2 separate regions of the Homo sapiens genome follow, and region 2 is linked to region 1. Evidence: chromatin loops called from intact Hi-C (ENCODE). Cell type or tissue: prostate gland. All regions are shown on one strand. Each heading gives the region's core, and the rest is flanking DNA. Links, peaks and the distances in the headings are about the cores only.

Region 1 (12,099 bases), core at 3,555-8,554:
ACAGTTACCACTGGGCTTAGAGATGAGCCAAAGGCAAGTCTATTCAGGCATGAGCAGCTGGGTCCCCTCTGTGTTCATCAGGATTTCCAGCCTTCACATGGGCACATGGAGCAGTTGCTGAGCCTAACTAGAGCACAGCTTAGGGAGCCTGGCAAAAGGCATATTGCCTCTGGTGAGGTTTTATCCTGTTGTCCATCTGTGTTATTTAGAGCAGTTTCTGTAAAGAAAAAAGTATCGTTTGTTGCTATAACAAATGATATTAGCAACATCAGAGCAGGCTGCCACTCCGGCAGCTCCCCCGGAACCAAGCAGTTCACAGAAAACACTCTAGGCCTCCTAGGGAAGGGAGAGGCATGGTGGTTCGTCTTGGGAAGACCTTGAGTCCTGCCTTCCCAGGGTGGACCCTCACCCCTGAAAAAGGCTACAGACGGCCTCCTTATATGGCCACCACTACAAGTTCCTCCCGGGTAGGCCACATAACTGGAACTGAGAATTTGGGCTATGGATTAAGGCTGAAAACACAACTCAACAAAGATGAGAGGGAAGTCACATTTCAACATACTGTGTTACGAGACCCAGTTACACCACCTTAGCTGTACTTTTGCTTCCAAAGGTCACCTTAGGTTGTCGGACATGAAGAAACTAATGAAGCAGTAGGGGTGGAGATTAAGCATGCTTTGGGGTCAGAATGGTGAGGGGCATACCATTAATTTCTTGCTCATAAACATTTCTGTGAAATGATGGAATCTCCTAAGGTTTGTTTCATACATGATTAACTGTACCAAAAATTTAAATCCAAGAATAAGCAAAAAGAGGAAGTAAAAGACTTTTTTTACCCAACCACCAGTTCAGCACTCTCCTCTAGTTCTGGGTGTCTCCTTTTGGCAGCCCCTCTATGCACATCAGAGGAGCCCACTATCACATGGCTGGGTCCTCTGCAGTCGGGCAGCAGCACTGTGGTCAGGCATGTGTCATCTCAGGGGAGCAGTGCATGTGCAGGAAATGGATCCTGAAAGTCTCACATCCAGGTTGTTTATGAAAGTGATTTCCAGGGCAGGCACGGTAGCTCACGCCTGTAATTCCAGCACTTTGGGAGGCCGAGGCGGGTGCCTCACTTGAGGTCAGGAGTTTGAGACCAGCCTGGCCAACATGGTGAAGCCCCGTCTCTACTAAAAATAAATAAATAAATAAATAGCTGGGCATGGTGGTGCGTGCCTGTAATCCCAGCTAATCGGGAGGCTGAGACAGGAGAATTGCTCGAACTTGGGAGGCAGAGGTTGCAGTGAGCCAAGATCGCGCCACTGCACTCCAGCATGGGTGGCAGAGCGAGACTCCATCTCAAAAAAAAAAAAAGGATTTCCAAACGCACCATCCACAATCTCACTTACTTTCTTTTTTTTTGAGATGGAGTCTTGCCCAGGCTGGAGTGCAGTGGTGCGATCTCAGCTCGATGTTATCTCCACCTCCCAGATTCTAGCAATTCTCCTACCTCGGCCTCCCGAGTAGCTTGGATCACAAGTGCACAACACCATGTCGGACTAATTTTTGTATTTTTAGTAGATGGGGTTTTGCCATGTTGGCCAGGCTGGTCTCAAAACTCCTGACCTCAAGTGATCCGCCCACCTTGGCCTCCCAAAGTGCTGGGATTACAGGCGTGAACCACTGCACCTGGCCAACACAGTCTCAGTTTCAACAGTGATATCTGGCAGATTTGATACAAAGTTTAGGTCTTGATTTAGAAGCATGAACAGACCCCTCACCTCACTCTCTAGCATCTTTTGGTCTCTTACTGCTAAATCTGTCAATATAATCTTTCACTTGAGGCAAGATGGAGTGATGATTTCATAAGCATTGAGTAAACTCTGCCAGTCTTTTCAGCCACACTGAAAAGAATGGATAATGAGTGTGTCAGCCTCCCTGTGATTGCCAGTGGCAAAGATTGGTCTTCTAAAGATCTCATCATTTCTTTTCTAAATAGAGGTATCAGAGGATCAGCAAAACCAAGACCTGGATCAAAAGAGGTCAGAGCTTCTCAACTTTACTATGTGTCGGAATCAGAGATCTTGTCAGATGCAACTCTGCTTAGTAGGTATAGCTGGAGCCCGACCGCCCATATTCCTCTCAGGCTGGCAGGTGCAGACAGTCCTGCCCATCCTGCATAGCACGGGACTGGGTGGGATAGTTTCCACCAAGGGGGGCCATCTGTAGCCACCTGCCTGCGTTGAAATACTCTCTAATGCTCTTTATAATATTAGGTCCACAGAACTAAAAATCACTTATGCTCCTGCTCATATTCCTGGGGGAGATGACTAGATTTCGGCTGGATAAGAGCCCTGTGGGGATGAGTGAAGGTGTGAAAGTAGTCACATCTAGAGGCATCAGGTGGATAGTATGCTAACTAGATAGTGTTTTACTATTTCCCGTAGTAAAGATATGGGGAAGATACACCGTGACTAGAACGCCCAAATCTTGTGAACCAGGAGAATGAAGGGCATGAAGCCCTGGAAGGGCAGGCAACAGCAGACCCCGGCTACTTCCTAACAGCGTTCTTCCTCGGGACTGGGATCTCTGGCCCTGCTTCTGAGCCCTCCACTCTGGGTGTCTCCCACCTATACTTTTTATCATTCTTCTGTGTCGAGTTGACCCTTTTTTCCTCCCTCCTTTGACCCTCATCCTCAGTTCATATCTCCTGTCCCCATGAGAGGCTTCCCTTTTTGTCACATTTCACTAGCAAGGAGGGAAAGATTAAAAGTCCGCTTTGTGGCCTGGCACGGTGGCTCACATCTGTAATCCCAGCACTTTGGGAGGCCGAGGCGGGCAGATCACGAGGTCAGGAAATCAAGACCATCCTGGCTAACACGGTGAAACCCCGTCTCTACTAAAAATACAAAACATTAGCCGGGCGTGGTGGTGGGTGCCTATAGTCCCAACTACTCGGGAGGCTGAGGCAGGAGAATGGTGTGAACCTGGGAGGCGGAGCTTGCAGTGAGCCAAGATTGCGCCACTGCACTCCAGCCGGGGCCAACGGAGCGAGACTCCATCTCAAAAAAAAAAAAAAAAGTCCGCTTTGCTATTTACTCTGAGAAGGGATTTGATTTTTATGAGAATGTGAAAAACTACCAGGGGCAGCCGCTTTTCTATGCCTGCTATATAAACAGTACCTTGCAAGATGTCCTGTCTGATATCCACAAAGGGGTATTGTCAACCCCAAGTTCAGACAGCTTTGTATTCTTCTGTCCCTGGATACATGAATTACTGCCATCTTTACACAGCGCCCTAAAATACCAACGCGAAGTTACCTGCTCAGCTTGAAGCTGCGCTGTACCCTGGAACCAGCACTTCTGCTGAATGACTCAGGATGAAGCCTCGACTTCCTCCTTCCCATCCCATGCCCAGACCCCAGTGGCTCCTTTCCCCAATCTGATCCAGTGACTTTAAGTCCAGCTGTTGTCAGCCTGGGCATGAGGAGGAGTGTCAAGATGGTCTTTGTCCTACCTGGAAGGAGGCTTCCTGGAATCTGCAGCCTCTCTTCCAGGGCATGCTGACAGTGGAGTTCCAGCAGGCAGGAGCTGGTTTTGCTGGCTGTTCCTGCCAGGCCAAGATTCCCAGCAAAACCCTGGGAAGCCCAGAGGTAGCCCAAGCAGTGAGCAAAGACAAGGTCAGCCTGGCTTGTTTCTGCCCAAGTGATAACAGTGTTTCTATTTGACAGTTTGAAATGATTAGATCTGCTTCCTATGCATGGCCCTGCTCCTGCAGGATGGAGAAGGCTGGGGGGTTCCCCTGGTTCCCGGGCATTGTTCCTTATCAGCAGAGTCACCTCCAGGGTAACTAGAGATGGGGCTGGTTTTCAGTTCCTGGCAGTGATCCTTGGGACTTCCTATTGTGAGAATGAGCCTTTTGGTGCCTTTTTAAAGAAACTTTAATTCTGAATGAATTCTAAATTAATGGCTTTTAAACTTTTTTGTTTGTGACCTATAGTAAGAAATATAAATTACCATAAGCTTCATCCAAACATAAATAAATATAGGTGGAACAGAAACAGTTTTATAAAACAAATACTTGACACATGGAATGTGCCCTAGTATTTTTGTTCTAACTTTAAATCCACTAGTCATAATCTACTGAAGTGACTTTACAACCCACCATAGGGCCACAGTTTATAGTTTAAAAGTCATGGCTGGCCAGGCACAGTGCCTCACAACTGTAATCCCAGCATATGGGAGGCCGAGGCGGGTGCATCCTTTGAGCCCAGGAGTTTGAGACCAGTCTGAGCAACATAGCAAGACCTGGTCTGTACAAAAAATTAGCCAGGTATGGTGGCATGTGCCTGTGGTCACAGCTACTCTGGGCACTGAGGGGGCAGGATCACTTGAGCCCAGGCTTGAGCCCAGTGAGCTATGATGGCACCACTGACTGCACCCCAGCCTGGGTGACAGAATGAGACCCTGTCTCAAAAAAAAAAAAAAAAAAGTCATTGCTGTAGTAACTTCGGTTCCACAACCTGTATTGTATGGAGCATCTATGGGGAGCAAATCCTTTGGAAGGGGCTTAGTCACAGCCTCCCCTCCTGCCCTTTCCAGGCTGTGAGAAGCTCGGCAGGAAGGCGGGAGAGGCCCCACCTTCAGAGGCGCAGCTCAGAAGGCTTGAGAGCTCCCCGTGAAAGGGATCCCTGCAGGTGGGGTTCTTTGGGAATCAACCTCATGCACAGCCATTGCAGAGGCTCTTCTTCAGCATCTGTTTACTCTGGGCTCAGGCCCCAGGCAGCCTGCAAACCCAACCCTCCTCTCCACCTTACAGCTCTGCCCACCCTGCTCCTCCCTGTTCCTGGTGCCTGGAATTCTTTCCCCCAGATAGCACCAGACTCTCTCCCTCGCCTTTCTTAAGTCTTCACTTACATGCACCTTCGCAGAGAGGCCTTCCCTGACCACCAGTTTATAATCGTGAACTATTTCCCCCTCTCCACCCCAGTGCATTCTTCCTTTATTTTTTTCTCCTCAGCACTTACAATCATGTCTTAACTGTATATTACACTTAATGTGTGTCCCCACTGCAGAGCAGGACCCATAGTCCTTAGTAGGAGCTCACATACTGGTTTCGGATTTTTTTTTTTTTTTTTTTTGAGACGGAGTCTCACTCTGTCGCCCAGGCTGGAGTGCAGTGGCGTGATCTCCACTCACTGCAAGCTCTGCCTCCCAGGTTCACGCCATTCTCCTGCCTCAGCCTCCCGAGTAGCTGGGACTACAGGCGCCCGCCACCACGCCCGGCTAATTTTTTTGTATTTTTAGTAGAAACGGGGTTTCACCGTGTTAGCCAGGATCGTCTCGATCTCCTGACCTCGGGATCCGCCTGTCTCGGCCTCCCAAAGTGCTGGGATTACAGATGTGAGCTACCGCGCCCGGCCTTGGTCTTGGAATTTTTATATAAATGTCCACATGATGCCATTGCCTAGGCGTTGCTGATATAGTCTCGGTGATTCTGTTAAACAGCCATTCGAGAGAAACAGTCGTCTGTATTTGAGTAACTAAGGGAATTGGTAGTTTTGTTTGTAGTTACTATGATAAAGATAAAATTGAACTTTGATTTATTCCAGAAAGACTTTACCCTCCCACTCTGTCCTCGAAGCCCTGGTCCCCATAGTATAGTAAAAAGCCGGCAGCTATGTGTGGTCTCTCCCAGAGCAGTCAAGCTGGTGTCTCGGTGCCTTGTAACTTTCCATCCCTAGGGGGCAGCATTAGCACAGAAACCACATATAAAGCTTCTATTCCAATTTGTCACCTAATCCTGGTGGCTCAGGGAAAGAACTTTTCTAATCCACAGAAATAACACTTCAAGATTTCTTTTTTCAAAGCCTGGTTCTGTACATAGAAATGGTAGGTGAGGTGTGTATGAAAACAAAAAATATTTAAGAACAACATGAAATCTTCCCCAAAGAAGCCCTTTCCTCAGGACTAGGGAGTGAGGTGGGGGAGGCTTTGTAATGGTTCCCAGAGCTCTCACTTGGCCACTCCCAGATTTGAATTTCTGCATTTGGAAATGTAAAGGTTCTCCTTCCTTTGAGAGATGATTTACTGTACTTTGAGGATAGAGAGGAATCCCCTGCATGGTGAGCTTGGCTTCTTAGATGTGACATAATCAGATCATTACAAGACACTGTTAGAAGAATTCATGTTAGAATTTTGTGTGTCCTGGCTGGGTGCGGTGGTTCGTGCCTGTAATCGCAGCACTTTGGGAGGCCGAGGCGGGCAGATCACCTGAGGTCAGGAGTTCAAGACCAGCCTGGCCAACGTGGTGAAACCCAGTCTCTCCTAAAAAATACAAAAATTAGCCAGGCCTGGTGGCGGGCGCCTGTAATCCCAGCTACTTGGGAGGCTGTGGCAGGAAGAATTGCTTGAACCTGGGAGGTGGAGGTTGCGGTGAGCCAAGATTGTGCCATTGCACTCCAGCCTGGGCAACAAGAGCAAAACTTCATCTCAAGAAAAAAGAAAAAAAAGAATTTTGTGTGTCCTTTAAGAACTGGACCCAGGCAGTTTGGATTATCTTGTTTCTGGGAGTGCAGAGGAGAATGCTGGCCAGTGGGGGAAGCGTGCAGCCTACCCTTGGGCGGCAACTGGCCTTCCACAGCCCCTGGGGGTGTTGGGGAGAGCCAGGCTGGGACACAGGCAGAATGCGCATTTCCAGTCCTGACCCCTCTAAACCAGAAGTTCTCTTGGGCACACATTTTCAGGGTCTACTGTTTGTGAGCTCCTTTTATCCTGATTGAAGAGAGATCAACTTCCATGTCTTGAAACTACAGGAGAAAATCAACAAAGAACATCCTAATTGAAACATATGCAGTACTTTCTCACACCATCTGCAAGCATTTGGTCATTAGCTGCTTGGTAATAACTGCTGTTTGTAGTTTAACTCATTAAATTGGGGAAAGACATTAGGGAGCAAAGAAAGGAAGGACAGTAACTCATCCTTAAGGCTGAAGCTGTAATGAATTAACCTGAAAGGGTCGTATATATTAATAATTTCATTTTCTCATAAAATACTTGGCATAATTATAAATAAGACCCAATAGGGAGGAAATAATGTTCTTTCAGAGAGGAGATAGATACGCTTTTTTTGCCCATGGAAAGTACAAAAAAACAACTCTCTGCATGGAGAAGATGTGCTTTGTCTTGCCAGCCTCCAGCTCAGACATTCAGCACCTTGTGCCGCTCAAATCTAGTGCTAGGCCCTAGAAATCCAAAGATACCTGAGATGTACGGTGGTTGATTACGAGCCCCTCCAGGTCAGGAATTCTCCAGGCTTCATCTCCATCGCATCTCCATGTGGCACAGAATAGGCACTCAAGTGAACTTTTTTTTTGTTTTGGGGTTTTTTTGTTTTGTTTTGTTTTTTTGAGACGGACTCCCTCTCTGTCGCCCAGGCTGGAGTACAGTGGCAGGATCTCGGCTCATTGCACCCTCTGCCTTCTGGGTTCAAGTGATTCTTCTGTCTCAGCCTCCTGAGTAGCTGGGACTACAGGCGTGCGCCACCACACCCGGCTAATTTTTGTATTTTTAGTAGAGACAGGGTTCACTATGTTGGCCAGGCTGGTCTCGAACTCCTGACCTCGTGACCTGCCCGCCTCAGCCTCCCAAAGTGCTGCGATTACAGGCACGAACCACTGTGCCCGGCCTCAAGTGAACTTTTTTTTTTTTTTTTTTTTTTCCTGAGGTGGAGTCTCGCTGTGTCGCCCAGACTGGAGTGCAGTGGCGCAATCTCAGCTCACTGCAAGCTCCGCCTCCCGGGTTCAGGCCATTCTCCTGCCTCAGCCTCCCGAGTAGCTGGGACTACAGGCGAACGCCACCACACCTGGCTAATTTGTTTTTGTGTTTTTAGTAGAGACGGGGGTTTCACCGTGTTAGCCAGGATGGTCTCGATCTCCTGACGTCATGATCCACCTGCCTCGGCCTCCCAAAGTGCTGGGATTACAGGCGTAAGCCACCATGCCTGGCCAAGTGAACTTTTTTTTATTGGATGAATTGAGCCCTCCATGCCAAGCCTGTCCATAGTGACCAGCAGGACGTCATCTTTGCCGCAAGGAGCGCCTGGCATTTGGAAAAGATGTGACATAATCAGATAATTACAAGACGCCACTAAAAGTGCAGTAACAACGCATAAGCTAAGTGCTGTGGGAGCCCAGTGAGCAAGTGCCAGCTCTTCCCGGGTCATTTGGGTTTCCCAAGCCACTGGTATTTGAAAGGAGAACTGGTGAGTAGGTGTTGCCAGAGGAGAAGAGATATTCTTAGGCAAAATGTTGTGCCATTGAGGGCATAGGGGGTGTGGGTGCTGGATTCTCTGAGCGCTCTGTCCTGTCCCAGCTCCGTCTACTGTCCTGCTTGCATTCCCTGTACCTGGAACGCTTCTCTACCAGATAGCCTTCAGGCTCAAGCAGAAGTGCCAGCTCTACACAAGCCTTCCCTGACAAACCAGTGTCAGATGGCACCCTCCCTGTTCACACTGCCTGCCCCCTACCTGGCTTTAGTTTCCTCTGAGGTACTCACCATCTTCCTCAGAGTATACAGTTATCTGTTTGTGAGTAGACTCTAAGAGGACAAGGGCTTCGTTTTATACCGATCCCTCTCTCTGGCACTGATGGAAGGCTCTCAGCGGCACTGATGGAAGGCTCTCAGTGGCACTGGTGGAAGGGGCAAGGGTGGGAACATGAGAGTGTCTTCATTCCTTTCAGTGCAGAAACTGTCTCTGTTACCTGCATTGCTCTGAACAAAACCGACCCAGAGCAGTTTCAGTGATGGTGATAATCTCAAGCAATGCCATTACCAAATCTTAATGCCCTGATCCTGGCCACCTTTGAGGAGGTAAGTGGCAAGTATTTACAAGTAAGCGTCCAGGGGCTGGTTGAGGGAGTGACTATGGAACACTTTCATGGAGCCTATCTCTGTTTATGCGGTAATGGAAATCTAAAAATGGACTTCCTTTTGCTATACCGCCAGACATGCAACTGCCCAAAGGTGGCAGGAACAGCTACTTCCTCACACGTGTCCAGTCTGAGATCACCCTGTGATTAGCAGGTTCCTATCGTTACCAGTAAGAAAGGGTATCCTCAGGTCTGATTCCATCCCATCCTGCCTCTTACTGAGCCATTCGCAGCTCTCCAGGAAGCAGACATCCTGCACAGCTGCAGCTGCACGGCCATGCCTTTGATGCCCTGATGCTCACACCCAGATTTGCTGATTGTTCCTCTGTGGTCTTCTCACACAAGATGCCATTGTAACCTCAGCTTGTCTCATAGCCACGTGCCCTTGGGTTCTCCAGTAAACAGTGACCTGCTTTCGCTAGCAAACGCCATGTGGGCACACAGTGGGACTAGAGTAAGAGCAAGTGGATTTGGGATCAGACAGACTCATGTCTAAAGCTCTGTGACCTCGACCAAATTAATTGGACCCTCTGAGCCTTCTTTTTCTCTTACCTTTTTTGTTTTTGTTTTTGTTTGAGCAGAGTCTCATTGTCTCGCCCAGGCTGGAGTGTAGTGGCACAATCTCAGCTCACTGCAACCTCTGCCTCCCAGGTTCGAACGATTCTCATGCCTCAGCCTCCCAAGTAGCTGGGATTATAGACTTGCACCACCACGCCTGGCTAATTTTTGTATTTTTTGTAGAGACGAGATGTCACCATGTTGGCCAGGCTGGTCTCAAACTCCTGACCTTAAGTGATCCACCCTACTCGGCCTCCCAAAATGCTTGGATTACAAGAGTGAACCACCATGCCCAGCCGTATTTACTTTTTTAAAAATGGGAATAATTCTCCAGTACTTCCCTGTAGAGTTGCTGTGAAGATTGAGATGTGTATGCAAAGCACCCTTTGTGAAGATGTGTAAGTTTTCAGTCCTAGCAGGTCTCATTTATTTCTTTAACAAAAAACCTAAGCCTACAAGCTGGGCATGGTGGCGCACACCTGTAAGTTCAGGCTACTGAGGAGACCGCCATGAGCTATGCTGGCGCCACTGACTGGGCAATAGAGTGAGACCCAATCCCTTCGAAAAACAGCCTGCAGGGGCTGGGCGCAGTGGCTCATGCCTGTAATCCCAGCACTTTGGGAGGCCGAGGTGGGCAGATCACTTGAGGCCAGGAATTCAAGACCAGCCTGGTCAATGTGGCGAAACCCTGTCTTTACTAAAAATACAAAAATTAGCCGGGCATGGTGGTGCATACCTGTAATTCCAGCTACTTGGGAGACTGAGGCATGAGAATCTTGAACCCTGGAGGCGGAGGTTGCAGTGAGTCGGAATTTACTCCAGCCTGGGTGACAAAGCGAGATGCTGTTTCAAAAAAAAAAAAAAAAAAAAAAAAACCTAAGGCTTCAGGAGCATGGAGCTAGTACTGTGAAAAGCAGGAGTTTTAGACCTCTGTTAAAGATGTTCCCCAGGCCAGGCATGGTGGCTCACATCAGTAATCCCAGCACTTTGGGAGGCTGAAGCTTGCGGATTGCTTGACTCCAGGAGTTTGAGACCAGCCTGGGCAACATGGCAAGACCCCATCTCTACAAAAAATTAGCCAGGCATGGTGGTGCACACCTGTGGTCCCAGCTACTTGGGAGGCTGAGGTGGGAGGATCGCTTGAGCCAGGGAGGTCGCGACTGCAGTGAGCCAAGATTGTGCCACTACACTCCAACCTGGGTGACACAGTGAGACCCTGTCTCAGTCAATCATTAAAACAGGGCTCCATGCCTGTAATCCCACCACTTTGGGAGGCCGAGATGGGTGGATCACCAGGTCAAGAGATGGAGACCATCCTGGCCGACATGGTGAAACCCTGTCTCTACTAAAAATAGAAAAATTAGCCAGGTGTGGTCGCGGGCGCCTGTATTCCCATCTACTCGAGAGGCTGAGGTGGGAGAATCACTTGAACCCAAGAGGCAGAGCTTGCAGTGAGCCGAGATTGCGCCACTGCACTCTAGCCTGGTGACAAAGCGAGACTCCATCTCAAAAAAAAAAAAAAAAAAAAAAAAAAAAAAAAAAAAAAAAAAAAAGAATTTAAAACAGGGCCGGGCTCTGTGGCTCATATTTATAATCCCAACAGTTTGGGAGGCCATGGTGGGCAGATCGCTTGAGCCCAGAAATTTGAGAGCACCCTGGGAAACATAGCAATACCTGTCTGTACAAATAAAATAACAAAATTTAGCTGTGGTGGCACGTGTTCATAGTCCGAGCTACTCGGAAGATAGAGGCGGGAGAATTGCTTGCACCCAGGAGGTCAAGGTTATAGTGAGCTATAATGGCACCACTGCACTCCAGCCTGGGCAACAGAGCAAGACCTTGTCTCTAAAAAAAAAAAAAAAAAAATTAATGAATGTAATTAAAATATTAAGAAGAATAGTAATAAAGTCCCTTTCTGAAGCCATATCAGAAAATGTGGTTCTCTTCTTCTTAACAAAAAAAGTACAGGTGTGCTGCTATTGCCCCATCGCAGGTTAGCCTTTCCTGCCCCTGCCAGGCTTGGTGTTGGCACACCTTGTTTCAGGAAGTAAGCTGTGCCCTTATTTATGGAGGACTGTTGAGGAAATCTAAGCAAGAATCAAATCCACACTCCGAGCCTGTTCCCCTAGAAGTTATTTACTTGGCCTTAGTTTAGAAAGGGGGTGCTGCAAGGTCCTACAACCCCAGCAAACCATCCCTTTAACAGTAGCAGCCAGAAGAATCTTTTGAAATGTCAACCAGATGCTTGCATTTCCCACCTGGTCAGCCTAGCTTTCCAAACTCCTTCCTATAGCCTCAGTCCTACTGGGTGACCATGGTCCATTCTCCACTCTCCCCCACTGGGCTCCAGCCATACTGACTTTCTCAGCATGAGACGGACCCTCTCCTGCCCTGAAGCCTTCACCCTTGCTCTTCCCTCTGTACCCATACCTGGCCGACTCCTCCTTTAGGACTCAGCTTAAATGTCGCATCCTCTGACTAGGCCCCTAGTGTCAGTTAATATCTGTGTTTTTCAGTAAAACGTAAATGTCATGAAGATAGAAACTGAGCCTAACTTGTTTATTGCTGTATCTCCGGTGTCTCATACAAATGACAGAAATTCAGCAGATACTGGAAGAGCACATAAATGAGTG
Region 2 (12,099 bases), core at 2,569-7,568, 420 kb after region 1:
AGGACCTATGATGACTCCACGGACATTAGCTCAATGGCCACATTAATGCAGGATATAGCCTGCTTGGCTTCTGCATCCATCCATCCGCAGCCACACGGCCACTTAGAGCCCAGGCTGGAATCCTGGTCTGGGACAAAGGCCAGTGATCTTTCCAACACTGCGTGCCCAGGAATCACACACGTCTACACACATGTGCACACATGCATGCAAGTGAACATGCCACCCTGGCTCCACGCCGTCCTCCATGCTTGCCAGCAGGGTGGGCATGGTCTTGCATTCAGACACCCTGCTCTGTGGTCTCCAGACTTTATTTTTATTTTTATTTATTTATTTATTTTTGAGATAGTCTTGCTCTGTTGCCAGGCTGGAGTGCAGTGGCGTGATCTTGGCTCACTGCAACCTCTGCCTCCCGGGCTCAGGCGATTCTTCTGCCTCAGCCTCCTGAGTAGCTGGGACTAATGGCACCTGCCACCACACCTAATTTTTTTTTTTTTTTTTTTTTTTTGAGACAGAGTCTTGCTCTGTCGCCCAGGTAGAGTGCAGTGGCGCAATCTCGGCTCACTGTAAGCTCCGCCTCCCAGGTTCATGCCATTCTCCTGTCTCAGCCTCCTGAGTAGCTGGGACTACAGGCGCCTGCCACCACGCCCGGCTGATTTTTTTGTATTTTTTAGTAAAGACGGGGTTTCACCGTGTTAGCCAGGATGGTCTCAATCTCCTGACCTCGTGATCTGCCCGCCTCGGCCTCCCAAAGTGCTGGGATTACAGGTGTGAGCCACTGCGCCCGGCCTGTTTCAAGCCTCTCAAGTACCTCCTGCATTCCTATCACTCAGCATGCACCCTTTCCAGGCAGCCTCTTTTGTCCAACACACAAATGTGTTGTCAGACAATGGATTCCAATTTTGGGATTGGAAAAAAAAGATTCCCATTAGTAACGCAGGGAGAACACACAATCATTGTGGGGCTACATACTAATGTGAATAAATCAGCTCCTAACAGGCTCTCTCTGTTAGAAAAGTCACCAGAAGGAAACACACAGCAGTGTTAACCCCAGGTTAGCTCTGGCACTGGCAGTTACAGGTGATCTTTCTTTTCTTTTCTTTTCTTTTCTTTTTTTTTTTTTTTTTTTTTGAGATAAAGGCTCACTCTGTCGCCCAGGCTGGAGTGCAGTGGCATGATCTCAGCTCATCACAACCTCCGCCTCCCAGGTTCAAGCGATTCTCCTGCCTCAGCCTCCCGAGTAGCTGGGATACAGGTGCCTGCCACCATGCCCGGCTAATTTTTCTATTTTTAGTAGAGATGGGATTTTGCCATCTTGTCCAGGCTGGTCTTGAACTCCTGACCTCAGATGATCCACCCACCTTGGCCTCCCAAAGTGCTGGGATTACACAGGTGTAAGCCCCTGTGCCTGGCTAGAGACTGGTTTTTGTTGTTTTGTTGTTGTTGTTGTTTTTGAGACAGGGTCTCACTCTATCCCCCAGGTTGGAATGTGGTGGTGCGATCATAGCTCACTGCAGCCTTGATCGAGACCCTGGGCTCAAGTGATCCTCCCATCTCAGCCTCCCCAGTAGCTGGGACTACAGGTGCGTGCCACTATGCCCAGCTAGGGGCAGGGACAGTTTGTGAAAAGAGCCACTTGCTGCCATGTAGGACGAGCTCTCTCTCTCCGATGACCCCATCCAAATCCTTCTGGAGGACAGGGCCTGGGGAGGGACCCGTGCTCCGAAGCCCCAAAGCCCTCTCTGATGGAAACTGCCCAGTGATGGGCACAGCTCTACGTGTCTTCATCTTTCTAGGAGCCCAGAGGTTCTTCCAGATTTGGGGTGCCTCCTTAAGAGGGACCCCCAGAACACTGACACAGTCTGACCCCTGGAGTCAGGGGGTGGGGACAGGAGCTGATCCCTTGAACTTCCTCAAAAGGAGCAGAAAGCTGAAAATAACCAGAAAAGATGCTCCCCAGAGCCTTAAGCAAAGGAGCTCGTCTGAACAAATTGCGGGTTTTTCTCCTTTGCCGGCAACACGGCAGCCACAGCCCTCAGCCCTGCCTGCGGTGCCCACCTGAAGCAAACAGAGTGACTTTGCCAACCACAGTGACGTTCTGCATTGGTGTAGGTTTCAGGACAGAATGGAGCAGCCTGGGCGCTCCCACGAAGGTCAAGAAGGACATAAATGACAGAGCTGGCCAGCGGCCAGGACGCGGGGCCCATGGTGGGTTCTGGGGCAGTGGCCAGGGACCCTCCTGGGGGCCATTTGTCAGCACCAAGGAGGCTGCAGGGACCTGACTGCGAGTCTGTCAAGAAGAGGGCCGCAGGCAGCCTGGGGCATGGTGCCATGGTCTGGGCTTGGGGGTGGATGGTGGCCAATCCCAGAACGCATCTCTGCATCTCAGAAGGGGCCCAGGGAAGCCAGGGTGGGGTGGCTGAGGGTGGGGAGCTATGCAGATCCTGGCTCTTCAGACAAGGACAGCAGGGGCCTCCCCCGGCCCTGTTCCCTCAGCCTCTGCCAGGAGCAACTGAACCCTGTCCTGCCCTGTGCCACCAGCTGGGATGAGTTACCTTGCCCAGGAGAGTCTTCTATTTGGGGAGGGGTGTTTTGTGAGCAAAGTGCCCTGAAGCCAATGGGTCACTGTGCACACCATGAGGCGTTTCTTTCATTCTAAGGTGTCACTTAGTTACGGATTTCCAGGGGACAGGTGGCCAAATTAATGACCCTGGGCTGTGAAACACTCCAATTTTCTTTCTTTCTTTCTTTCTTTCTTTCTTTCTTTCTTTCTTTCTTTCTTTCTTGCTTGCTTGCTTGCTTGCTTGCTTTCTCTCTTTCTTTCCCTTCCTTCCTTCCTTTCTTTCTTTCTCTCTCTTTCCCTTCCTTCCTTTCTTTCTTTCTCTCTCTCTTTCTTTCCCTTCCTTCCTTTCTTTCTCTCTCTTTCTTTTCCTTCCTTCCTTCCTTCCTTCCTTTCTTTCTCTCTTTCTTTCCCTTCCTTCCTTCTTTCCTTCCTTCCTTTCTTTCATTCTTTCTTTCTTTCTCTCTCTCTTTCTTTTCCTTCCTTCCTTTCTTTCTATCTTTCTCTCTCTCTCTTTCTTTCCCTCCCTCCCTCCCTCCCTCTCTCTCTCTTTCTTTCTTTCTTTCTGACAGAGTCTCACTCTGTTACCCAGGCTGGAGTGTAGGGGTGCGATCTTAACTCGCTGCAATCTCCGCTTCCTGGGTTGAAGCGATTCTCGTGCCTCAGCCTCCTGAGTAGCTGGGAGTACAGGCACGCACCACCAAGCCTGGTTAATTTTTGTATTTTTTAAAGGAGACGGGGCTTTGCCATGTTGGCCAGGCTGGCCTCGAACTCCTGGCCTCGAATGATCCACCTGCCTTGGCCTTCCAAAGTGCTGGGATTACAGGCGTGAGCCACCGTGCCCCGCCCCTAACACTCCAATTTCATAAACACCACCACAGGGAAGGAATGGTCTTAGAATGAGTAGGTGGCTGCGTGTGGTGCCTCATGACTGTATTCCCAGCACTTTGGGAAACTGAGGTAGGAGGACTGCTTGAGCCCAGGAGTTTAAGACCAGCCTGGGCAATGTACCGAGAACCTGCCTCTACAAAAAGGCATAGTAGTGGGCACCAGGAGTCCCAGCTACTTGGGAGACTGAGGTGGGAGGATCACTTGAGCCCAGGAGGTTGAGGCTGCAGTGAGCTGTGATCCCACCACTGCACTCCAGCCTGGGTGACAGAGTGAGACCCGAACTCTAAAAGAAAAAAGAAAGAATGAGGCTGGGTGCAGCGGCTCATGCCTGTAATCCCAGCACTTTGGGAGGCCGAGGCAGGCGGATCACCTAAGGTCAGGAGTTCGAGACCAGCCTGGCCAACATGGCGAAACCTCATCTCTACTAAAAGTACAAAAATTACCCAGGCGTGGTGGCACGTGCCTGTAATCCCAGATACTCGGGAGGCTGAGGCAGGAGAATCGCTTGAACCTGGGAGGCGGAGGTTGCGGTGAGCTGAGATTGTACCACTGCACTCCAGCATGGGTGACAGAGTGAAACTCCATCTCAAAAAAAAAAAAAAAAAAGGAAGGAAGGAGGGAGGGAGGGAAGGAAGGAAGGGAGGGAAAAAAAAGAGAGAAAGGACCATGTATTGCCCAGGCAGAGCCTTATGGTTTACACTCACTGCTCTCGAACCTCACTCCCTGTACCTGCTGTTATCTCCGTGGGATGCAGGGAAGCCAAGGGCCTCTCTAGCACTTTCTCCATCCTGAGGTGCTGGGCAGCTCTCTCCTCAGGCTCTCTCGGGAGCTGTCTGTGCTTGGCCACCCTCCTTCCCCGGGGACATATCAGACTACACAGTGCCTGCTTCAGAGCAGACAGCGTTTGCTGGTGCGGGGTGTGTGTGTGTGTGTGTGTGTGTGTGTGCGCACGTGTCTATGTGTGTGTGTGTTGGGAGAGCCTCTGTCTGAAGGCTGAGGTCAGGAGCTCAGAGTCAAGCCGTCTGGGGGTGATGCTCCGGTCGCCCTCTCTAGATCTGACTGGCTTTTTCTTTTTCTTTCTTTCTTTTTTTTTTGACATGCACTCTCACTCTGTCGCCCAGGCTGGAGTGCAGTGGCGCGATCTCGGCTCACTGCAACGTCCGCCTCCCAGGTTCAAGTTAGTGTTCTGCCTCGGCCTCCTGAGTAGCTGGGATTACAGGCGCCCGCTACCATGCCCAGCTAATTTTTGTATTTTTAGTAGAGACGGGGTTTCACCATGTTGGCCAGGCTGGCCTCAAACTCCTGACCTCAGGTGATCCGCCTGTCTCAGCCTCCCAAAGTGCTGGGATTACAGACGTGAGCCACCTCGCCCGGCCTGACCGGCTTTATCGATTCACCATTTTAAATGGTGATGAATCGGCTCTCCCGCGGGGGAATGGCATGATTAGGAAACAGGTCGTTGAGAGGGGAGGGGTGGCCAATAAGAAGGCAGGCGGCCAGGAGGCCGTGGGGCTACAGACAGGGGAGGGAGCTGCCGCTGGAATGGAGTCCCACTGTGGCAAGGTCACCCTCTCCCCGGAGGGAGAGGCGCCCTCCGAGACCCACATTCATCCACAGGCGGTAACGAGAACAGAGTGAAATTCCCATTGTCGGAGGAAGCCAGGTTTCTCCACGGCCTCTGTTTGCCATTTTTGCATTGGGAGTTCATTCAAACTAGCACATTGGCGAAGCTCCCGGGTGCGACCGCCCAGCCCCCAAGGACACAGTCTGACCAGGGCACCCTCCCCCACAGCTCGCCAACCCACCAGCCCCGCAGATGTCTGCACAGTTGGGAGACTTCCACCACCTAGTGGCCGTGAAGAAAACCATCCACCCTCCTCAGAGCTCGGGGTTGGGAGGAGACTCAGGCGGCTCCTGAGGTCCTGATGGTCTATCCGTCTGTGTCTCGCAGCGTTAGGGTCCAGAGAAACACAGGAAAGGCAGGGCGGGGGCGGGGAGGGGTGCAGGGGAGCTCACCTGGCCCGGCCTGCCTCCCTTGTCTACCCAGCTTGCAGGGCCTCAGCAGCTCCAGGAGTCTGACAACAGCGCTCTGGGGAGGAAAATCTTACCAAGGAAGAGTTTGTAACTGTAGCATGCTTGTAAACTAGAATATTATTATTTTTTTTTTTGGTAGAGGCTGCGGCGGGTCTCAAACTGTTGCCCAGGCTGGTCTCGAACTCCTGGCCTCAAGTGATCTTCCTGTCTCAGCCTCCTGAGTAGCTGGGCATATCAGCCCACCTGGCTAATTTTTTTTTTTTTTTTTTTTTTTTTTTTTGAGCTGGAGTCTCGCTCTGTCGCCCAGGCTGGAGTGCAGTGGCGCGATCTCGGCTCACTGCAAGCTCCGCCTCCCGGGTTCACGCCATTCTCCTGGCTCAGCCTCCCGAGTAGCTGGGACTACAGGCGCCCGCCACCACGCCCGCCTAAGTTTTTGTATTTTTAGTAGAGAGGGGGTTTTACCGTGTTAGCTGGGATGGTCTTGATCTCCTGACCTTGTGATTCTCCTGCCTCGGCCTCCAAAGTGCTGGGATTACAGGCGTGACCCACCATGCCCGGCCACACCTGGCTAATTTTTTAATTTTTCGTAAAGACGGGGGTCTTGCTCTGTTGCCCAGGCTGGTCTTCAACTCCCAGCCTCAAGCAATCCTCTCACCTCGGGCTCTCAAAGTGCTGGGATTACAGGTGTGAGCCACTGTGCCTGGCCCCTAGGATACTATTTTATATTTCTAAAGATATCTGCATTATTTATTTATTTATTTATTTATTTTTGAGACAGAGTCTCACTCTGTCGTCCAGGCTGGAGTGCGGTGGCGCCATCTCGGCTCACTGCAACCTCCGCCTCCCGGGTTCAAGCGATTCTCCTGCCTCGGCCTCCCGAGTTGCTGGGATTACAGGCACGCGCCACCACGCTCAGCCAATTTTTTTATATTTTTAGTAGAGATGGGGTTTCACCACGTTGGCCAGGCTGGTCTCGAACTCCTGACCTTGTGATCTGCCTGCCTCGGCCTACCAAAGTGCTGCGATTCCAGGCGTGAGCCACCGCGCTCAGGCAATTTTTTGTATTTTTAGTAGAGACGGGGTTTCACCATTTTGGCCAGGCTGGTCTCGAACTCCTGACCTCGTGATCCGCCCGCATCAGCCTCCCGAAGTGCTGGGATTCCAGGCGGGACCCTCTGCGCCCACCGGGTGCTTGGCTTTAAAGGTGACTTGTCCTCCCGCCCACGCCATTCCTCAGAGTCACTGCAGGACTGAATGAATGGCGAGGGCAGGCGGGCAGGAGGCTCCAGGACTTCCTTCAGAGCCCGTTTCATTTTACTTAGGGCTTCTGCTAGTTAGTACCCGTGTGCTCTGGGATGCTGGTTTAAGCAGAAAATCCCAGCTGTTATTTCCAAAGCTGGTGGCGGAGTTTAGAAGTTTCTCGACTTAACATGCACCGTGCCTCCTCACACCGAGCGCAGATCCGCGCCCTGCAGACAGAGCTGTGCGCGCCAGGGAGCCAGTTCCCCAACCCTGCCGTTCTGCGGCCCTCGGTGGACTTCGGTCCGAACTCTCCCAGGTCCCCAGGCTCAGGCACAGGCTCAGCACTAAACGCACCAGGGAAGGTCAAGAGGAGGGCGCTGAGGGGACCTCCCCGAGGGAGAGGAAAGGCAGGGAAAAGTCTTCAGATTCCCTTGAGGAAAGGTGCTTCGCCGTCGCAGGGAGCCCAAGCACATTTCTGCGCTGACCCACTAAAAAGTAATGTCGCACAGGAAGAAAAAGCCACTTCTAAAAGCAGCAACAGGGCCGGGCGCAGTGGCTCACGCCCGTAATCTCAACACTTTGGGAGGTCGAGTCGGGTGGATCACCTGAGGTCAGGAGGTTTTTTTGTTTGTTTGTTTGTTTGTTTTTTGTGACAGAGTCTTGCTCTGTCGCCCAGCCTGGAGTGCAGTGGCGTGATCTTGGCTCACTGCAACCTCCGTCTCGCAGGTTCAAGTGATTCTTCTGCCTCAGCCTCCCGAGTAGCTGGGACTACAGGGGCGCACCACCAAGCCAGGCTAATTTTTTTTTCTTTTTTAGTAGAGACGGGGTTTCACCATATTGGCCAGGCTGGTCTCGAACTCCTGACCTCAGGTGATCCGCCCACTTCAGCCTCCCAAAGTGCTGGGATTACAGGCGTGAGCCACCGCGCCCGGCCGAGGCCAGGAGTTTGAGAACAGCCTTGGAAACATGGTGGAACCTCGTCTCTACAGAAACATGCAAAATTATCCAGGCTTGGTGGTGCGCACCTGTAATCCCAGCTACTCCAGAGGCTGAGGCAGGAGAACTGCTTGAACCTGAGAGGTGGAGGTTGCAGTGACCCAAGATCATGTCATTGCACTCCAGCCTGGGCTACAGAGCGAGACTCCCATCTCAAAGAAAAAAAAAATAAAATCAGAAGCAGAAGCTGTAACAGAAACAGAAATCAGCACAGGGAATAGTGGAGTCTTGTGTGTGTCCGAGGGATGACACGATGCTCAGCGTCTGCTCAGACAGACGGTGGCTGTGAGAAGCCCTGATGGGAGAGCTGCCAGCCTGGACAGCCGGCTGTGAAGACTCCACGCCAACCAACGTCCCGCAGGCCGCACGGAGATGGGCAGGACCGAAACACACAAGGCTTGGCCTTTGATGAAAAGGAACTCCCCAAGCCAGAAGGAAGTGTGTGATGAAGCAATTCAGCTCAGAGAAGGATGTGCTTCTAGAAGAATCGCCGCATCAGCACTATGTTTAAACTCACATGCTAATCCAAACATGGACCGGCAAGAACGCAGGCGGAACAGGTCCACCGTGTCCTGGCCCACGCACAAGCGGGCCAGCTGTTCCACCAACGCAATCATTCAGCTGCGGCGACACCCGGAGGGGCTCCCCTGTGTAATGCCCCCCACCCTGGGAGAGCTGGGTTTCTTTTTGTTTTCTTTTTTCTTTTTCTTTTTTTTTTTTTTGAGACGGAGGCTCACTCTGTCGCCAGGCTGGAGTGCAGTGGGCGATCTCGGCTTACTGCAAGCTCCACCTCCCGGGTTCAGGCCATTCTCCTGCCTCAGCCTCCCGAGTAGCTGAAACTACAGGCGCCTGCAACCACGCCCGGCTACTTTTTTGTATTTTTAGTAGAGACGGGGTTTCACCGTGTTAGCCAGGACTATCTCGATCTCCTGACCTCGTGATCCACCCGCCTCGGCCTCCCAAAGTGCTGGGATTACAGGTGTGAGCCACCACGCCTGGCCGAGTTGGGTTTCTTTAAAAGATTTTAGTCAGGCTTCTGGCATTTTGCTATAATATTCTAGGTAGAATTATAGGGCAATTTGGTACAAATTAGATGTTTAAGGCTGGGCTCGGTGGCTCATGCCTGTAATCCCAGTACTTCGGGAGGCCGAGGTGGGTGGATCACGAAGTCAGGAATTCGAGACCAGTCTGACCAACGTGGTGAAACCCCGTCTCTACTAAAAGTACAAAAATTAGCCTTGCGTGGTGGTGGGCACCTGTAATCCCAGCTACTCAGGAGGCTGAGGCAGGAGAATCGCTTGAACTTGGGAGGCAGAGGTTGCAGTGAGCTGAGATCGCACCACTGCACTCCAGCCTGGGTGACAGAGTGAGACTGTCTCAAAAACAAACCAAACAAACAAAAACAAATGAGATGTTCAGCCTGTGAGTAGGCAACAAAAAAATAGAACACAGGTTTTAATTTTAAGAGAGGGGGTCTTGCTATGTGGTCCAGACTGGCCTTGCCTCAAATTGCTGGTCTCAAGCGATCCTCCTGCCTTGGCCTCCCAAGAAGCTGGGATTATAGGTGTGAGCCACCACGTCCAATTCTTTAGCGTGTTATAAAATGCTGATAGCAATGGGCTTTCAGTCAGATTTGGTGGGGGAATGTAATCAGTATGTTCACCTGAAGCTCAGGCAGGCACACACACACACACTCACAGACACACACACACACACACATGCACGCACACTGGCAGCACCAAAAACAGCTTCACCTAAAATGAAGTGTTAAGAGGAATCTATTTACATTATAACTAACTATAGAAAGAAACGATGTAGAGGTGAGGAATCAAGACAGTCTCTTCACATTCTGAACTTTAGAAAGATTTCATTTTTCTTTTTTCTTTTTTTTTTTTTTGAGACAGAGCTGTGCTCTGTCACCCAGGCTGGAGTGCAGTGGCATGATCTCTGTTCACTGCAAACTCTGCCTCCCGGGTTCAAGCGATTCTCCTGCCTCAGCCTCCTGAGTTGCTGGGATTACAGGCACATGCCACCATGCCCATGTATTTTTAGTAGAGACGGGGTTTCACCATGTTGGTCAAGCTGGTCTCAAACGCCTGACCTTGTGATCCACCCGCCTTGGCCTCCCAAAGTGCTGGGATTACAATAGGCATGAGCCACCGCGCCCGGCCTCATTTTTCTAAATTAGAGACTTTCCTAGCTGGTTATTAGGGAAGGGTAAGAACTGGTCACATCTCAAAACCCTGAGATTGGTTTTGTTTTGTTTTTGTGCTTCAGAAAAACCCACAGATTGAAAAGGTATGACATAGGTGAAGGGTTATGACCTGGGTCAGAACTAAAAGATACGTCAGAAAAACCCTATCTGCTTGGCCAATGATTATCATGATATATTTTCAGTAAGAAATAAGTCATAAAAAAGAGAATTCTATGTAAAGCAGGGAGGCGACCCAAACAGAAGTCCCACGGTTTCCCTGCACGTTCTTTTTACATCTCCAACACCACAGAGCTGAAGCCGAACGGTCCCGCCTCTCTCTTAAGTACGCTTGTAAAATAACGCATTTGGATTTCCTGCTTGCTGGCCATGGTGTCACATGTCCGTTTCTTTTTCTTTTTCTTTTTTGAGACAGTCTCACTCTGTTGCCCAGGTGAGAGTGCAGTGGCATGACTCAGCTCACTGCAACCTCCACCTCCCGGTTTCAAGCAACTGTCCTGCCTCAGCCTCCAGAGTAGCTGGGATTACAGGCACCCACCACCACGCCTGGTTACTTTTTGTATTTTTAGTAGAGACAGGTTTTGCCATGTTGGCCAGGCTGGCCTCGAACTCCTGACCTTAGATGATCCGCCCGCTTCTGCCTCCCAAAGGGTTGGGATTACAGGCATGAGCCACCTCATGTACATTTCAAACAAGTGACTCGGTCATTCCCTGCATGCAAAGGTCTGGTCTACAAAGATGTAGGGCAGGGGACACACGAAACAACAAGCCTGGCCCATCCCCACCCTTTGCCAATGTGGTTATGAAAACCACGAGCAGCGGGGCGAGGTGGCTCATGGCTATAATCTCAGCACTTTGGGAGGCCGAGGCGGGTGGATCACTTGAGGTCAGGAGTTCGAGACCAGCCTGGCCAACATGGTGAAACCCGGTCTCTACTAAAAATACAAAAATTAGCCGGACGTGGTGGTGCGTGCCTATAGTCCCAGCTACTTAGGAGGCTGAGGGAGAATTGCTTGAACCCAGGAGGTGCACGTTGCAGTGAGCCGAGATCGTGCCACTGCACTCCAGCCTGGGCGACAGAGCGAGACTCAGTCTCAAAAAAAAAAAACCACAAAAACCCCCAAACAAAAAACTAAACCAAAAAAACCAGACGAGCAACAGGGATGAGCATGTTTTCTGCCACCCCTTGTCCCGTTTCCTTGGCTAAGCTGTGGCCAAAGCACTCCCGGCCTTTTACACATGGAGCCCACTGCTGGTTGTGGAGGTAGGAAGACTCCCTCTCTCCCCTCTCCAAATGAAACCGTGCGTGGGAAGAATCACCCAGTTCTCTCTGTGGCAGGGAACGGCAGCCATGGAGCTCCTGGGTCCCCTGACAGGGGCAGGGCCTGCTGTTCCAGGGCGCCCACCACCTCCCAGACCAGCTCGCACCACCTGCCCGTTAAGCTTGGTGTTGAGAAAAGGCGGGGATGAAAGAGACCCACGTGTAACCTCCATGTGAATTACACTTTTTTTTTTTGAGACAGAGTCTTGCTCTGTCGCCTAGGCTGCAGTGCACTGATGCAATCTTGGCTCCTGGCAACCTCTGCCTCCCAGGTTCAAGCGATTCTCCTGCTTCAGCCTCCCAAGTAGCTGGGATTACAGACGTGCACCATCCCCCGCCCCACCCCCCCAGCTAATTTTTGTATTTTTAGTAGAAATGTCGTTTCACCATGTTGGCCAGGCTGGTCTCGAATTCCTAACCTCAAGTGATCCGCCCACCTTGGCCTCCCAAAGTGCTGGGATTACAGGTGTGAGCCACCGTGCCTAGCCTCTGAATTACACTTCTTACCCGTATTGTCACCTCCCTCCCGCCTGGCTTATTCAAAAACCAGAACTGAATAAAAATCGTGTTTAATTGCAGAAGACACATTTATGTTGTAGCGTTTATTGGGTGCCCACCGCTGGCTGGGCACCGAGCTGGGCGTTTGCAGGACACGCAGTCACACAACACCTCACAACAGCCCTGTGAGGTAGGGATGAGTCCCATGGAACGGTCCAGAAAACGCAGGCTCCCAGGCGCCCTGCCTGCTCCCACAGCTAGGCAGGCGGTACAGCGGGGACTGAAGCAGTTCTTTTTGACTCCAGGTTCCATCCAGCTCTTGGTCCCATTGTTTTAGAGATTACAGAA

What was found. Hi-C counts contacts between places; a loop is a spot of excess contacts. Peaks named below come from ENCODE experiments on the same cell type or tissue, not always from the same donor. Only the 100,000 strongest peaks of a DNase experiment are listed, where the experiment ranks them.
Region 2: a loop joins it to region 1, with 2.3 times the contacts of the local background. A loop is called at or near these places in 5 of 110 quality-filtered maps.

What each region holds. Positions count from the first base shown.
Region 1 is chr7:5,659,186-5,671,284 of GRCh38, reverse strand. All of the region lies in intron 13 of RNF216 (ring finger protein 216), which reads left to right. RNF216-IT1 (RNF216 intronic transcript 1) reads left to right here. Exons shown (of 3, transcript NR_046834.1): 2 at 4,581-4,675; 3 at 8,720-8,853. Among named protein-coding and RNA genes, the nearest start is that of RNF216-IT1, 15 kb to the left of the region's middle. In prostate gland, for the core only: a CTCF peak has its summit at 5,741 (motif pointing right); a DNase peak (open chromatin) is centred at 5,714; H3K27ac peaks cover 267 bases.
Region 2 is chr7:5,233,563-5,245,661 of GRCh38, reverse strand. It overlaps WIPI2 (WD repeat domain, phosphoinositide interacting 2), which reads right to left. Exons shown (of 13, transcript NM_015610.4): 13 at 11,822-12,099. Among named protein-coding and RNA genes, the nearest start is that of SLC29A4, 43 kb to the left of the region's middle. RefSeq lists enhancers at 4,587-4,676, 5,150-5,444 and a silencer at 10,930-10,989. In prostate gland, for the core only: a CTCF peak has its summit at 5,266 (motif pointing left); a DNase peak (open chromatin) is centred at 5,271; H3K4me3 peaks cover 671 bases; H3K27ac peaks cover 959 bases.